Regions from separate parts of the Homo sapiens genome. Here region 1 is linked to region 2. Evidence: chromatin contacts called from ENCODE Hi-C or POLR2A ChIA-PET data. All regions are on one chromosome and are shown on one strand. The core of a region is the stretch at or near the end of the contact, and the rest is flanking DNA. Distances in the headings are between cores, read along the strand shown.

What was found. A loop is a pair of places that touch in the nucleus more often than their neighbours do. ChIA-PET counts read pairs that join two places held with the same protein, here RNA polymerase II (POLR2A).
Region 1: a map of endothelial cell of umbilical vein shows a loop between it and region 2 (2.5-fold over the local background). The contact joins two enhancer-like sites. A Hi-C loop is called at or near these places in 1 of 168 maps with a recorded cell type or tissue (endothelial cell of umbilical vein). POLR2A ChIA-PET finds 5 or more read pairs at or near these places in 2 of 52 experiments (AG04449 and WTC11).

What each region holds. Positions count from the first base shown.
Region 1 is chr21:45,091,099-45,097,910 of GRCh38, forward strand. All of the region lies in intron 1 of ADARB1 (adenosine deaminase RNA specific B1), which reads left to right. Among named protein-coding and RNA genes, the nearest start is that of ADARB1, 20 kb to the left of the region's middle. RefSeq lists an enhancer at 2,284-2,784. Within about 2 kb of position 2,359, at least 12 of the 41 ENCODE cell types and tissues checked have a DNase peak (open chromatin) inside an H3K27ac peak, as active enhancers do; they include endothelial cell of umbilical vein, where a contact is called at or near this core.
Region 2 is chr21:44,958,125-44,964,933 of GRCh38, forward strand. It overlaps SLX9 (SLX9 ribosome biogenesis factor), which reads left to right. Exons shown (of 6, transcript NM_058190.4): 3 at 1,976-2,044. Among named protein-coding and RNA genes, the nearest start is that of SLX9, 22 kb to the left of the region's middle. Within about 2 kb of position 4,432, at least 7 of the 41 ENCODE cell types and tissues checked have a DNase peak (open chromatin) inside an H3K27ac peak, as active enhancers do; they include endothelial cell of umbilical vein, where a contact is called at or near this core.

The sequences.
Region 1 (6,812 bases), core at 1,109-3,608, 130 kb after region 2:
CCAAAGGTTTAGCAGTGAATGAAATAACTCAGTCCCTTTCTTCACAGAGCATATGTTCTGCTATGTCTTTAAGTCACGTGTTTTTTCTATTTGACCGTCCTTGCCAATTTTCCCCTAACTCAGACATCCACTTGTCTTTGCCCCTGGTATTATCTTAAATCAACTCTAAATCAATCCGATTTCTTCCACTGCTTCAATGCTAGTTGACGTTTGGCTTAACTGCTTATATAATTATTTCTGCTTTTATTGAATTCTTATGATGAAAAAACAGAAGACTTGAATCTGATGATTTTTACTTTAGAAAGGTTAATGATGAAAGTGTTGTAATACTACAGTTTGGTGAAATGGCACTTTTTGTGTTGTGTGAACTGTCATCACTTAATGAGGAGCAGGAGATCAGCTTACAGTTTTCTGCTATAGTTCTGGACATCATGAGACCTTATTCCCCACCAGCATGATCTCTGTCTATGGCTCAGAGGGAGAGCAATAGGGATATGGGGTGCTATTCACAGCCTTGCCTGGGTGACTGTGTCTTCTGGCAGCTTAGTGGCTCCCAGGGGCAGGATCCTGGTCACCAGCATCCTACAGCATTGCCACATGTTTGCTCATGCTCTGGTGTCCTGTGGAGTAGAGCTCCTTGTTCTCCTGTGGACCACAGTCCAGGGAGAGTGGGGGTTTCCCTGTAGGAGGAGGAGCTGGAAGACTCCAGATCGAGTTTAACCGTGGGCTAGGCTGCGAAATTTGGATGCAGGCCAGTGGACCTCAGAAATCCATCTGTTCATCTTTCTGCTAAACTGATTTGGATTTCTGCTTTTTTAATCCTTTGCAAAATTAATTTGTCTTTAATATGAAAATCAGTGTTTTATTTTTAGTAAGAGAAAATAATTCTATTTTATTTATTTGGAACAATTTAAAAGACCCTAGAGATCAACATCCTTCCTCTTTCATTTCCTAGAGGAGGGTGTAGAGGAGCAGAGTGTGTGACAGGCACAGTGGGACTGACCTTTGCTTCTGGGCCTGGATTACCATGTCTGGAGAGTGATGCTTTGGAGGAAGTATGGGTCACTTCGCTCCTGGGCCGTCGGTTCAGAAGGTGCAGCCTTGCCCGGAGCTGAGGTCCAGTGCTAGCAGCACATTCCCTTTCCTTGCCCTGAGCCTGCATGGCAGCCTTCTTCATCAACTGGAATCTCTGTTGAGGATGGAGAAAAATCTGTGGTCCTTTTGTTTACTGGGTGACTTTCTGACCTCTCTCTCTTCTCATTCTCTCTACTGCATTACAACTGTTTGATGAGAGAGATTTTAAAAATGAACATAAACAATTTTTATGGAAATATCTGTTATCTATTTTTTTTATATAGTTATACCATTGGAATTTACTCTTACCTTCAGGTAACAGTTGTGAGGACCAAATCTTAATCCTGGTAGGTGACCTTTAAATCTTAGAATCAGGAATTCGGCTTTAGTCAAAAGTTAACTTTTTCCTTATTATTGTTCTCCTGTTGGATTTTTAAAAATGGATACATTCTATTTATTGGTATTTACAAGTCACTTGACTAGACTGATACTAATAGTATGACACAGGAAAAACAAAAACATCTTTCTGTAAATTTTGAAGTAATGAACAATATTAGGGATTATTCCAAAACAGAGCAGACAAGGCAGAGGAAAACCAGTCAAGCTCTTTATAGCTTAAATCTAACCCTTTACCTGAATAATAATTTAAAAAACTATTTTATAAATCAAGCCTCCCATTCCTGTAAAATAGGAGTAATTCATTATCACACATTTTTGTACCTTTAATTTTTTTTTTTCTTGATGGAGCCCAAGTCTTAAAGATGTCAAAACTAGTATCATGTTCCATTTTCTAAAGTCGAGGCTATCTCAGTCCCATTTCTATAGCCAACAGGGTAATCTGTTACTAGGCCCTGAAACCCTTCTGATGAGTCTCAGCTTATACCCCACCCCACCCCCAAATATTCACACAATAGGCACAGTGAAAACCAGGAAATTAGTCTCTGAAATAAGCAGCCTCCCCAGGAAGGAAGCAGCATGGCCACTGCCCATTCTGTGCCTGGACCTCGCCCCACCGGCACTTGGCTTCAGGAACTGGACTGATCCAGGCACTTTGCTGGGGTGCACTTTGGCTTTTCTCACCAGTTCCCAGGGCAGCCTCGGGTAGGAGTCTCGGGTAGGAGAGTGTTGGAGGCCCTAGATCTGGGGCTACAGGGACTTTTCTCACAACTCCAGGCGAGGGCACACCGGGCTTGGCTCTTCTAGGTCTGGCGACTGCTCCCATTGGCAGGTTTCCACAGGCCTCTGCCTGACGTCCTTGACAAGAGGAAGAGAGGACCCGGCTTTCTGTGGGTGCCGAGCCCTCTGGGCCACACAGCTGCTGTTCTCTGACTTGTGGGTTTTTCTGCCGCCTCTTGCGTTTCATGCTGTGACTCTGGAACTAGGTCTTACCCTGTTTGGAGTGAAGGTTCGGGGTGTTGGGAAGTTCTGTCCTCTTCTCTCAGGAAGAGGCCCTTTGACTGTGTGCCCGGAGGAGGCATGGGTGCATCTTTTCTCCAGGGGGCTCCTCACCAGGGGTATGGGGAGACTGTGCTGCAGCCTCAGGAATGTCAGGGTGAAGAGGCCCTGGAGGCTGATGCTTCCGGCCAAGGGCTTCTTCTGGATTTTCAGATAAAGTCCCAGAACAGAATTACTTTATGTTTTAATTTCAGGCAAATGTCTCTCATCTGCCCTTTTAAGTACATTAGGATTGGGTTTTTCGACCCTGCACAGCACATGGGGGCTCCTCAGAGAAGTGTCTGAAAAAATAAAATTAAATAACTCGCTTTTTAGCACTTCGTTTTTACTGGTGATTTGTTAGTCATTGATTGAGGTGATTGTGATTGATCCAATTATTTGTCTGCCCATCCTGATTATAACTTTTTTTATTTACAGGATTTTAAAAGATAGTTTCTTGATCTTAATGTTATATTTAATGTTCTCTTTCATAAGATGGTTTTTTGATGACTTTGTGTTTAAAAAGTGAGGGTCTTTTGAGAAATAGAATATATCAAATTATTTGTTCAGAAACATTCAAAAGCATTTTTTCCAACTCTGCAAGCAGTTGTCTGTTAAAGCAATTAGCGTGTACCCAATTAGAGCTCTGTTCAAGATCCCTCACTGATAACCTCTGTGAGGCTGTTGGTCCGTGTCTTTATCAAGCAGTAGTGTGGCTTCCCAGGTACTGTCAGCTCATTTTGGACCCAATACTAGTTTATTGCCTGAAATTACCTTTAAACTGGAAAATCTTCAAGTAAAATTTTTGAGAGTTTTTGATTAATCCCCTAGGATACTTTTGAATGATAGGTTTTGGGGAGATACATTTGGTTGTTTTGGCACCACTACCATCAGCCTCACTCACGTGCTGCCAGGCGCCCCGCCAGATCAGGGAACATCCTCTGTACATGGAAGCAGCCCCGAGCACTATGTCTGCTTGTGTTTCTGCTCTCAAGGTTTCTACGGCCCTGCACGTGGGCCCTGCTGAGGCCCCAGACTGCTTCCTCACACAGCTGACCTGGTGGGCTTCCTGTCCACACAGCTGCCCTTCCTGTCCTCCCATCCAACCTCTCGCATCATGTTGAGGGGAGAGAGGGGGGCAAATGAGACATGGTCCTTGCTTTCATGGAAATTTCTAGTGATGCAGATGTCTGTATATCAAGTACTCACACAAGCAGATGTAAAGTCATAACTGTGATGAAGGAAGACCAATTGAGGACCTCCATCAGCCGAGGGGCCTGGACGCTCACTGAGAGGCGAGGTTTGCACTCAGTCTCCTTGCCCAAAGCTGGCAGCCTCATTCTGCTGCCCATGTGCTGGGCACCTTCTCCACTATCACGACTTCCTTGACATTTCAGTCTGTTCTGTTCAAGTTTTGGCCTTCCATCCCTCTGAAATGGGTCTTGCTAGTCACTAATGATCTGTCTCTTGTTAAGGTCAGTGGCCTGTATTTCGTCCTGGTCTCAATCAGTGTCTCAACAGGACTGTACAGAACTAGCCAACCTCTTGGATTCCGTGGGCAGTGCCACCCTGGCATCCTTCTGGCTCAGTCTTCTGTGCAGGTCCCCCAGTCACCAGGAGCCCTGCAGGTGCAGCCTACCTGCCCCCAGCCCAGGCTGCGCTCCCTGCTTGCTCTGCGTGTGATGCTCCGGCCTTTGCCGTGAGCTCTGACACAGTGCAGCACAGACCTGCTTGAGCTCTGGATCCCCTCCCCAGGCTCCTGTCCATCCTGCCCCCTTTCAGCTTCCTGCAGTGACCATTGCCTGGAACTCAACCCAGTGTTTTTTCTCTGCCCCCTTTTTCTGTTAGCTCTTCCCCCAGTGGTGTGGGGCTGGGACAGGGGCCTCACATTGTCGTCCACGTTTCCCGAGGCTTCTGTCTCTCCATCCCGCTGTTTCAGGGTTCTGCATCCTGCTGTTTCAGGGTTCTGCATCCCGCTGTTTCAGGGTTCTGCATCCCGCTGTTTCAGGGTGCACGTTTCCTTCTCGGGCTTGGCTCCTTGGGTCATGTCTCCAGCCTGACGTTCCAGCTGAGAGGTGGTGAGGCAGGAAGGGGTGTCTCTGCATCAGGAAAGCGATAAGGAGTTCAGGAAACCCAGTGTCTCTCATTGGCTGGAAGAGTATTACACGGCTACCTCTGGTTGCCCAGATGCCTGGGGCAGGGTCTGTGCTCGAGAAAATAAGGCTCTGTGAGTAAGGGTCTCCCACAGCCAGATCAACAAGGAGCTGTAGGCTGTAAGTCCTGGTTCCTGACTGAGGGAGGCCTAAAAAGTGGGGCTGTTGGGGCTTTATATTTAGCACCCACTTTTTACCCTCTCAAATTCCAGACCAGTTGAGAGAGCCGCACACACTGTAGATAGGCAAGTGGAGATCAGATACAGGCTCTGTTTTAGATAAAAGCAACTGGAGAAAGTGGCTGACTGGCCAAGCGGGTTTGCTAATCCTTTATCCCAAATTAGACAAACTTCCCACCTAGTAACGAGCATGGCTGGGGGCAAGCCCCTTCCACGTGGCAGGAGAAGAAACCCTAGCACTTTGGTGTGGGTGCGCCTAGCCCAAGAGGAGAGGAGGACCGGCTGGGCTAAGCAGCCCATTTCCTCCTTCTAGATGCCTCCTTCTGCAGGAAAGAGTGCGTGAGTTGGATTCTGTCCACAGGGAACAGAAGCGCAAGGGACAAGTGCCCCCTCTGCTCTGAGGAAGGGTTTTGCATATCTCCTGTTGGAAGTCTGGAAGCTGGGCAGTCTCGCTCCCTGCACCAGCTGTGCCGGCCCTGCCTGTCTTCCTGCAGGTCTGGGCTGGCTGCTGTGGGCCTGTGTCCTCAACACTGCCCTGCCCTGAGGCTGTTGGAGGGACAGCCCCAGTGCTCCCCCTTCATCATCCACTCTCCTTTCCCTTTAGTGTTTCTATCTCTGGATTTGTTTCTGGTGAGCCTTCCCTCCAGAAGGAACTGCTCTTGTCCCCATGTACTTCCTCGAGGCCTCCCTGGTCGTTCCTAGGGGCGATCATACTATAGAAAGAACCCATCATTGTCACCCAGAAGTGCTCCTGAGAGATGAGGGAACCTCTGGGGAAGCCAGCTTGGGCTTCGGGAGGAATTTTCTCCTCTCTTTATTTTTATTTTATTTTTTTGAGACAGAGTCTGTCTCTGTCGCCCAGGCGGTGCAGTGGCACTGCCAGCTCTGCCTCCCGGGTTCACACCATTCTCCTGCCTCAGCCTCCTGAGTAGCTGGAACCACAGGCGCCTGCCACCACGCCCGGCTAATTTTTTGTATTTTTAGTAGAGACGGGGTTTCACCGTGTTAGTCAGGATGGTCTCGATCTCCTGACCTTGTGATCCACCCACCTTGGCCTCCCAAAGTGCTAGGATTACAGGTGTGAGCCACTGCGCCCAGCCTTTCTCCTCTTTTTAAATGTTCTCAAGTAGCTTCCTCTTCAAGTCCGGTTTCTTTTTCTTGTTTTCTGCTGGGAACTAGATGTAGTTCCCCTCCTTCCTCAGCAGCACCCTTTAGGTACGAGATGGGTGGGGTTGGCCCTTTCCATTCTTTAAGGAGAGTATTTTCCACTGTGAGATGGTCACATACCTTCTCTTTGGTAACAGGACAAAAGAGCAAATGCTGGAAAAACTAAGCTTATGAGCTTTGGGGAAGCCTGGTGTGCAAATGAGGGAGGCTAACATGATTTTCGGGCTACTGGATTGGTGCTCACTCCCAATTTGAAAACTAGTCAGGAGATACCGAGGCCCTGTGTGATGTGGTACAAAGTATAAGGCGTTGGCCATGGTAGAGAATCATGATTTTTTTTTTTTTTTCTGGAGGTGGGAAGCCATTGTGGTTGGGGGCATGAACTCAGAGTTGTGCCGTGGAAGGGTCCCTGTGGCAGGAGAACAGGTGGAGAGCAGACGCCGAGGGGCCGCTGTCCAGGCAGGAGTGATGGAGCATGGCTGGTGGGGACTTCAGACACATGTGCAAGGTTCTGAGGATGCCTGGGTGCTGGCCATGTGGCAAGGTGGAAGGCAGTGCCTATGACTGGACAGCTGGGAGGGAGCCCACTGTGGTGATGGGGAGGGTAGACTAGCAGGTCTGTTTGGGTATGCTGACTTGGGGGCACTCAAGGGGAGCTGTCAGGGAGGCCATTGGGTGGAAGCAATTCCAGAGACAAACCGCTGCTCCCTAAAGGAAAAGGAGAGTGCCTTTGCCTTTCAACCTGAGCTCCATGTGGTCCTCTGGCCCAGCCTGCTAGGCAGCCTCGCCCTGCTCCCCACTGATG
Region 2 (6,809 bases), core at 3,182-5,681:
CGGGCTCGGCGGATGACCTGCCTCAGGTGTGGCCCCTGCTGCCGTCACTTTGTCACTAATCAGACGTGTTTGGTGACCTTCCCCTCCCCATAGCCACTGGGGCTGTAGTGCTGGTGCTGCTGGGATCTGGGTTTGGGGCGAGGCCCAGGACAGTAGCAGCTCCCGACACCCTTGCTTGAGGCCCAGCATCTGCACTCCCAGCCCGGCCCTCCTCCAAGCTGGCATTTCTGCTGCACCCACGGGACGCTCCTGTGCTTCCGCAGCACCGGCGAGAGCTGTGGTGTGCTGGCCTTGTCGTAGGTAAGTTTAGAAACCGGAGCAGCTCGAGCGGACTTCACACTGTCCCCACCACAGGGTGGGGTGCGCCCACCTGCCCTGTCCATGTGGCCTTGGGCCTGCGGGGGAGAGGGAATCAGGACCCACAGGGCGAGCCCCCTCCGTAGCCCGCGGCACCGACTGGATCTCAGTGAACACCCGTCAGCCCATCCAGAGGCTAGAAGGGGGAGCAGGCGTGAACCTGTGCCGGAGCACTTCAGCAAGGGCGCCTTGGGCCCGGAAAGCGGCGGGAGCTGGGGGTCGTGGGGCCGCCGCCAGCAGTTCCAGGCGGCCTCTGCTCCAGCTGCAGCATTCCAAGCCCTCTCCTCCTGCAGGAGCAGCGTGTTTGGTTCCTGTTGTCCTGGTGCCATGGCAATGGGGCTGGGGAGCTCCCTGGGGCCAGAGCCGGGAAGGATCACTGTGCTGTGTTCCTGACCTGGCCTGCGCCCAGGCCTCGTTTTCTTCATTCCAACACAACACAGGTCACTGTTCGGGTCAGTTTCCACTGGTCTTAGATTCATTTTTCTTTTGAAACAATTTCAAAACTACAGAAAAGCTGCAAAATCAGCCCCTCCCCTTTGTGGTCGGGAGGGAGAGGTTGGGATGCTATGGAGGAAAGTAGGTCAACCCAGGCACACCAGGAAGCTGTGGGAGGGGATTAAATCCTGCGGGAGCCCTGGGCCTTGGAGGTTTCACACCGGCTCCTGAAGTGAAGTCTGAAATGCAGAGCGCAGCGACTGCCTTTCTCCAGGCAGGGCTTGCTTCTGCTTTGTTTTTCATTAGACATGGTGGATTTGTTGGACAAGCCAGGAAGGTCTGCATGAATTAAAAGAGATACTGGGAGATGTGTTCTGGGGAGAATGCAGCCGAGGCTGAACCGTCTCGGGAAATCAGTTAAGGCCGAGGAAATGGGGGTGCCCTTGAGTCCACTCTGTTTCAGAGCAAACTGGAGTCAGAGACGCAGCACCCAGTGCCCTCTCCACCTGTCCCCACCTGCACGGCCCTGCAGGCTCATCCCACCCCTGCCCCTGTCCCCCCAGCAAATGAGCCTCCTTTCCCCGCCCACCGGGCAGGTGGCTGGGCTCCGCGTGGACCAAGCACAGGGGCACCTGTGGAGTTCACTTTTGGAGGCTCCCTGAGAGGGCCGCTTTGTGGGGTCCAGGGATGAAGCCTCTGGTCACCGAGCACATTGTCGGGCCTGGCAGGGGGCAGGGAGCACGTACGTCGCTGGGCCTGACGTGACCACACAGGATCTTGGGGATGTCCCCCTAAGGGCCTCTGTCCTGTTCGTGGCCCCCTTCATGAGCCGTCGGGCATTCCTGCATGGCTTCACTGCAATGACTGCCCTGACAGTCATTCGGGGCATGAGTGGGGAGGAGGCCTCCTTGTTGGGACACCTGCTTTCCGGGGCAGGCTGGGGTGAGTGGCCAGGCCATCACTGCGGGGGGACGCTGCTGAGAGAGCCTCCTGAGGCCGGGCCGAGGCATGCTGCAGGTGCCCCTGGTGCTGTCCAGAGCCGGGAGTCTGAGAGGCTGGCACAGGCCAGACCAGTTGCAGTGACTGTGGCAGCTCTGCAGTCAGGACCCGCCCCAGCCCATTCTCAGGTCATGGGAGTGCCACCTGGACACGTTTTGCTCACTCCCGTGTTCTCTTTCCTCAGGTGCAGAGGCCAAGACCGTTTTGCCCAAGAAGGAGAAAATGAAGCTGAGGCGTGAGCAATGGTTGCAGAGTAAGTCCATGCCTGCGTCTTGAGGCAGCTGCCGGCCCAAGTCCCATCCCGTGGGCCCTCCTATTCCTACAGCCTCACATCTGGCCTTCTACATCAGCCACACTCCCCGAGGAGTGCCCAAGGGGATCACCCAAGACACTTCAGAGGCTGCTGTGGGGGCCGAAGGACAGTGGAGGCACAGAGAGGTTGGCCATGAAGACTTGGCAGCATGGCCAAGCTGGTCTGGCCTGTTGTGGATGGCACTGCCACCCCGTCCGTGTGGGCACCTGCAGAGCTGGGCTGCCTCCCTTTGGAGGACGGCCTTGGGAAGCTGCTGCTCTCGGCTCCTTGTTTGTAAAAATTACCTATTTTTGTTCCCCACCGTGAAATTTTTTATTGTGGAAGTAACCTGTGCTCGTGGAGTTTTTATGGTTCAGAAGTGCCTGCAGTGGTATGTGAAATCCTTCCAGGCCTTGCCCGCGGTGAAAACAGTGTCTGCGCATAGCGGCGTGGGTGTGGGCAGGGCCCCTGGTGTCCCCAGACCCTTTCAGGCCTGTGGCTCCCTCTTTTCTGAGGTCAGCCTTGCCACGTGCTCCCAGCTGCACGTCTCCGCAGGCTGAAAGCCACACTTCCCACTCAGGTTGTTTTGGAGTATCTCCTTATTTTTCGTGATGCTGGATATTTGCCAGTGTTTTTCTAAGATTGTTTCTCGTCAAAATTATTTTGTATTTTTCGGTTATCTTTTTAGTGTGATTCTGCTGACTTTGTGAAATTAATTTGGAATATTTTCTTTTTTATGTTATCTGCTTTATTTTTTCCTTGGAGGTTTTAAAGAAAATGTATGTTTTTCAGAGGTAGGACCTAGAAAACTTTGTCAGTTTCTTTTGTGATTATTAGTTTTATGGTTTCTATCCCTTTTTGGATATTTCTTAGGGAAATGATTCATTCCTCCATTTTCTTTTTCACAGTTCCTAGCATAGCTGTGAAAGTGGATTTGGACGGGCTACTGGACTGTGGCCATTTGGACCCTGATTTTCTAGGCTGTAATTCTTTGATGATGTGTAAATTTTATTCCATGGCACTTGGTCCTTTTTTTTTGTTTTTTCACAACTTGAGTCAATTTTGGCCACTCATAAAATGATCGAATTTGTCTGAGGATGGTGTCTCATGCCTGTAATCCCAGCACTTTGGAAGGTTGAGATGGAAGGATCACCTACGCCCAGGAGTTTCAGACTAGCCTGGGCAATATAGCGAGACCTTGTCTCTACAAAAAATGTAAAAATTAGTCAGATTAGGTGGTGTATGCCTCTGAGCCTCTAGTCCTAGCGACTTAGGAGGCTGAGGTAGGAAGATCGCTTCAACCCAGGAGTTTGAGGCTGCAGTGAACCGTAATTGCACTAGTGCACTCCAGCCTGGGTGACAGAGTGGGTCCTTGTCTCTAAATAATGTTAATGATCAAATTTAGTCAGATCTCAATCTTCATATGTTAGTTGCCTTCTTATTAAATATTCTGTTTTCTTTATCGTTCTTTATTTGTATCTCCACCTTCATTTCTGATTAAATTAAGAAGTTTTGTCTCTTCCATTTAATAATTAATGTATTTAATAACCAATTCTACTCTTTTGTCTTCAAAATTATTTGTTTTTATTTTGATCACTCCCGTTTTAGCTTTCTTTGGGTTTCAGTTACTCTGCTTATCTGTTTGTATATGTTTTGTTCAGGAGTGAAAGGCTGTAAGTTATCTCTAAATACAGCTTTAGCTACATTTCCCAAGTTACTTTTACTTTGTATTTTATTATGAAAAATTTTATTTAGGAAAGTGGGAAGAATTTTATAGGGAATACCCTGTACCCACCACACAGATTTTACAATCTTTATTACATAACCGTTCATCTAGCAGTTTCTGTCCATCTACCAACATGGGTTTTTAAAAATGCGTTTCAAAGTAAATGGCAGACATCAGTACACTCCACCCCAAATAATTCTGCTAGAGTTCATGGTTCTTTTTTTTTCTTTTTCTTTTGAAGATTGTATTTACATAAAATGAAATGCAAATCTAAAGTGTGCCATTCAATGATTGCTGACAAATGTTGTAGACACCTGTGCAGCTGAAATCCTGTTCAGGTTATGGACCATCACCACCATTCCCCGACAGTCACGCACCCCCCCAGTCAATTACCTCTCCCACTGGCCCCAGAGGTAACAACTGCTGTGTCACCCTTTGTCGTCCACAGTTGAGCTTTTCTTGCCTTAGACTCTGTATAAATGGAATCATGTAGGATGCACTCTTTCTGCATCTGGCTGCTTTTGCTCAGCGTAATGGTTTTGAAACCCATCCAGGCTGCATGTAGCAGCAGTCCATGCCTTTTGATTGCTGAGAAGTATTTCATTGTATGAATACACCATTTGTTACTCACTTTCCTGCTGATGGGCACCTGGGCTTTTTTCCATTTTTAGCTACTGTGAATAAGGCTGCTCTGAACATTCTTTACAAGTCTTTTTGTGGACATGTTTTCGTTTCTCTTGGGTAAGTGCTGAGGAATGGAATGCTGGGTCATAGGGTAGGTGTATGTTTAGTTTTATAAGCAGCTGCCAGACGCTTTTCTAGAGTGGTTGTACACTCACACTCCCACCAGAGCCTGTGAGAGTTCTCCTGGCCCTCAGCTTTGCCAACACATGGCCTGCCGTCTCCTCAGCCTCGGCCGTCTGGTAATCATGAAATGGTATCTCACGGTGGTACTCATTTCCGTTGCCACCAAAAGAGCATTTACATGTGCTTACTGTCCATTTGTGTTTCAGCGTCAGTGAAATTCATTTTTCATGAGGCTTTTTGTCTTTTTATTATTGAGCTCTAAGAGTTCTTTGTCCTAGAGTCCAGTCTTTGGTTGGATATGTGTTTTACAGATGTTTTTCCCAGACTGTGACTTGCCTGTTCATTTTCTTTCTTTTTTTTTTTTTTTGAGATAGAGTCTTGCTCTGTCGCCAGGCTGGAGTGCAGTGGTGCGATCTTGGCTCACTGCAAGCAACACCTCCTGGGTTCAAGCGATTCTTCTGCCTCAGCCTTCTGAGTAGCCGGGACTACAGGCACCCGCCACCGTGCCCGGCTAATTTTTTTGTATTTTTAGTAGAGATGGGGTTTCACCGTGTTAGCAGGATGGTCTCGATCTCTTGACCTCGTGATCCGCCCGCCTTGGCCTCCCAAAGTGCTCGGATTACAGGCGTGAGAACTTTTTTTTTTTTTTTAAATAAACGAGAGTTTAATTTTGAGAAGTTTAATTTATATTAGTTATTGTGTGTGTGTATATGTATGTGTGTGTGTCCTATTTAAGAAAACTTTGCCTAATCCCAAGTCATGAAGATATTATTCCTGTTTTCTTCTAAAAACTTTATAGTTTGAGCTTTCATATTGGTTTTTTTTTTCTATCTTGAATTGTTTGTCTATGTGGTGTTAGTGGTTAAGTTCCTTTTTTCCCCCTAATATGGATATTCAGCTGTTCCAGCACCATTTGTTATAAGTACTTTTCTTTCCTTATTGGATTGTTTTGTTGCCTTTGTGAAAAATCAGAAAGTCTCATAAGTGTGGATCTGTTTCTAGGCTGTCTTCTGTTCCATTGATCTATTTGTTGTACCTTAGCAAAAACCAGACTGTCTTGATTACCATAGCTTTAGGATTAATCTGGAAGTCAGATAACATAAGTCCTTTTTGTTGGTTCGTCTGTCTTGAGGTTGTTTTGGATATTCTAAGTCCTTGGCATTTCCATATAAATTATCATTAGCTTGTCTATTTCTTTAAAAACAACAACAAAAACCTAGTGGGGTTATGATTGGGATTTCATTGAATCTATAGATCAGTTCAGAATTACCATCTTAGCAAAGCAGATCTTCAAATTCATGAACATAGTATATCTCACCATTTAAATTTCATCATCAATGTTATTCAGTTTTAGTGTAGAGATCTTACATCTTATAATAAGCTTATTGCTAAGTATTTTATAGTTTTTTATGCTGTCATAAATGCAGTTTTTTCTCAGCTCTCTGCTAGTATGTTAAAATACAATTGGTTTTTTAAAATACTAATCTTGTATCCTATGAATTTACTAATATCATGCATTAGGTCTGGTAGTCATTTTGTAGATTCCTTAGGATCTTTAGAAATGCATGTTTTCTGTATGTGTGGATTTTTTCCCTCAATTTGCTTTTTTTCCCCAATATGTGTTGAAATTTCCCCTGTGGATCTGCACGCGCCACCCCACCTTGCCTTTATGAGGACAAGCTTGCAAAGTTTGTCCTTGCTGTTCCTCCCGTTGCAGGGCCCTCCCACTCCTGGAGGCCTCCCCCGGTCACTCTCCATCCCTTGCTTTGCTTTGTTTTGTCCACATACCTCCCCAGTGCCCAGGTAGCGCCTCTATGCTCCACCACACAGCCTGTGCCCCAGCCGTGCCGTGGACAGTGGCTCCCCATGCCCTGTGGGCGGGAGGGTGGGTAGTTGGAACCACACACATGTCCCACTTGACTTTCCCAACCCTCAGTTGTCCTCCAAGGCGGCTGGGCCAGTTCACACCCACCCATCAGCTCCCTCCGTCCTCGAACACTCGATATTATGAAACATTTAAAAATTTGCCAGTCTATGAGGTGCAACATTTCCTTGATTTCTAATCCAGTCGAGTGGCTCCTGCTGTATTTTTTGGCCTTTGATTCCTCTTTGTTTTTAGTATTTAATTCATACATACTGATTTTTAGGAACAGTGTGAGAGGGACTCTGACTCTTTCCCCAGGAGGACCCCAG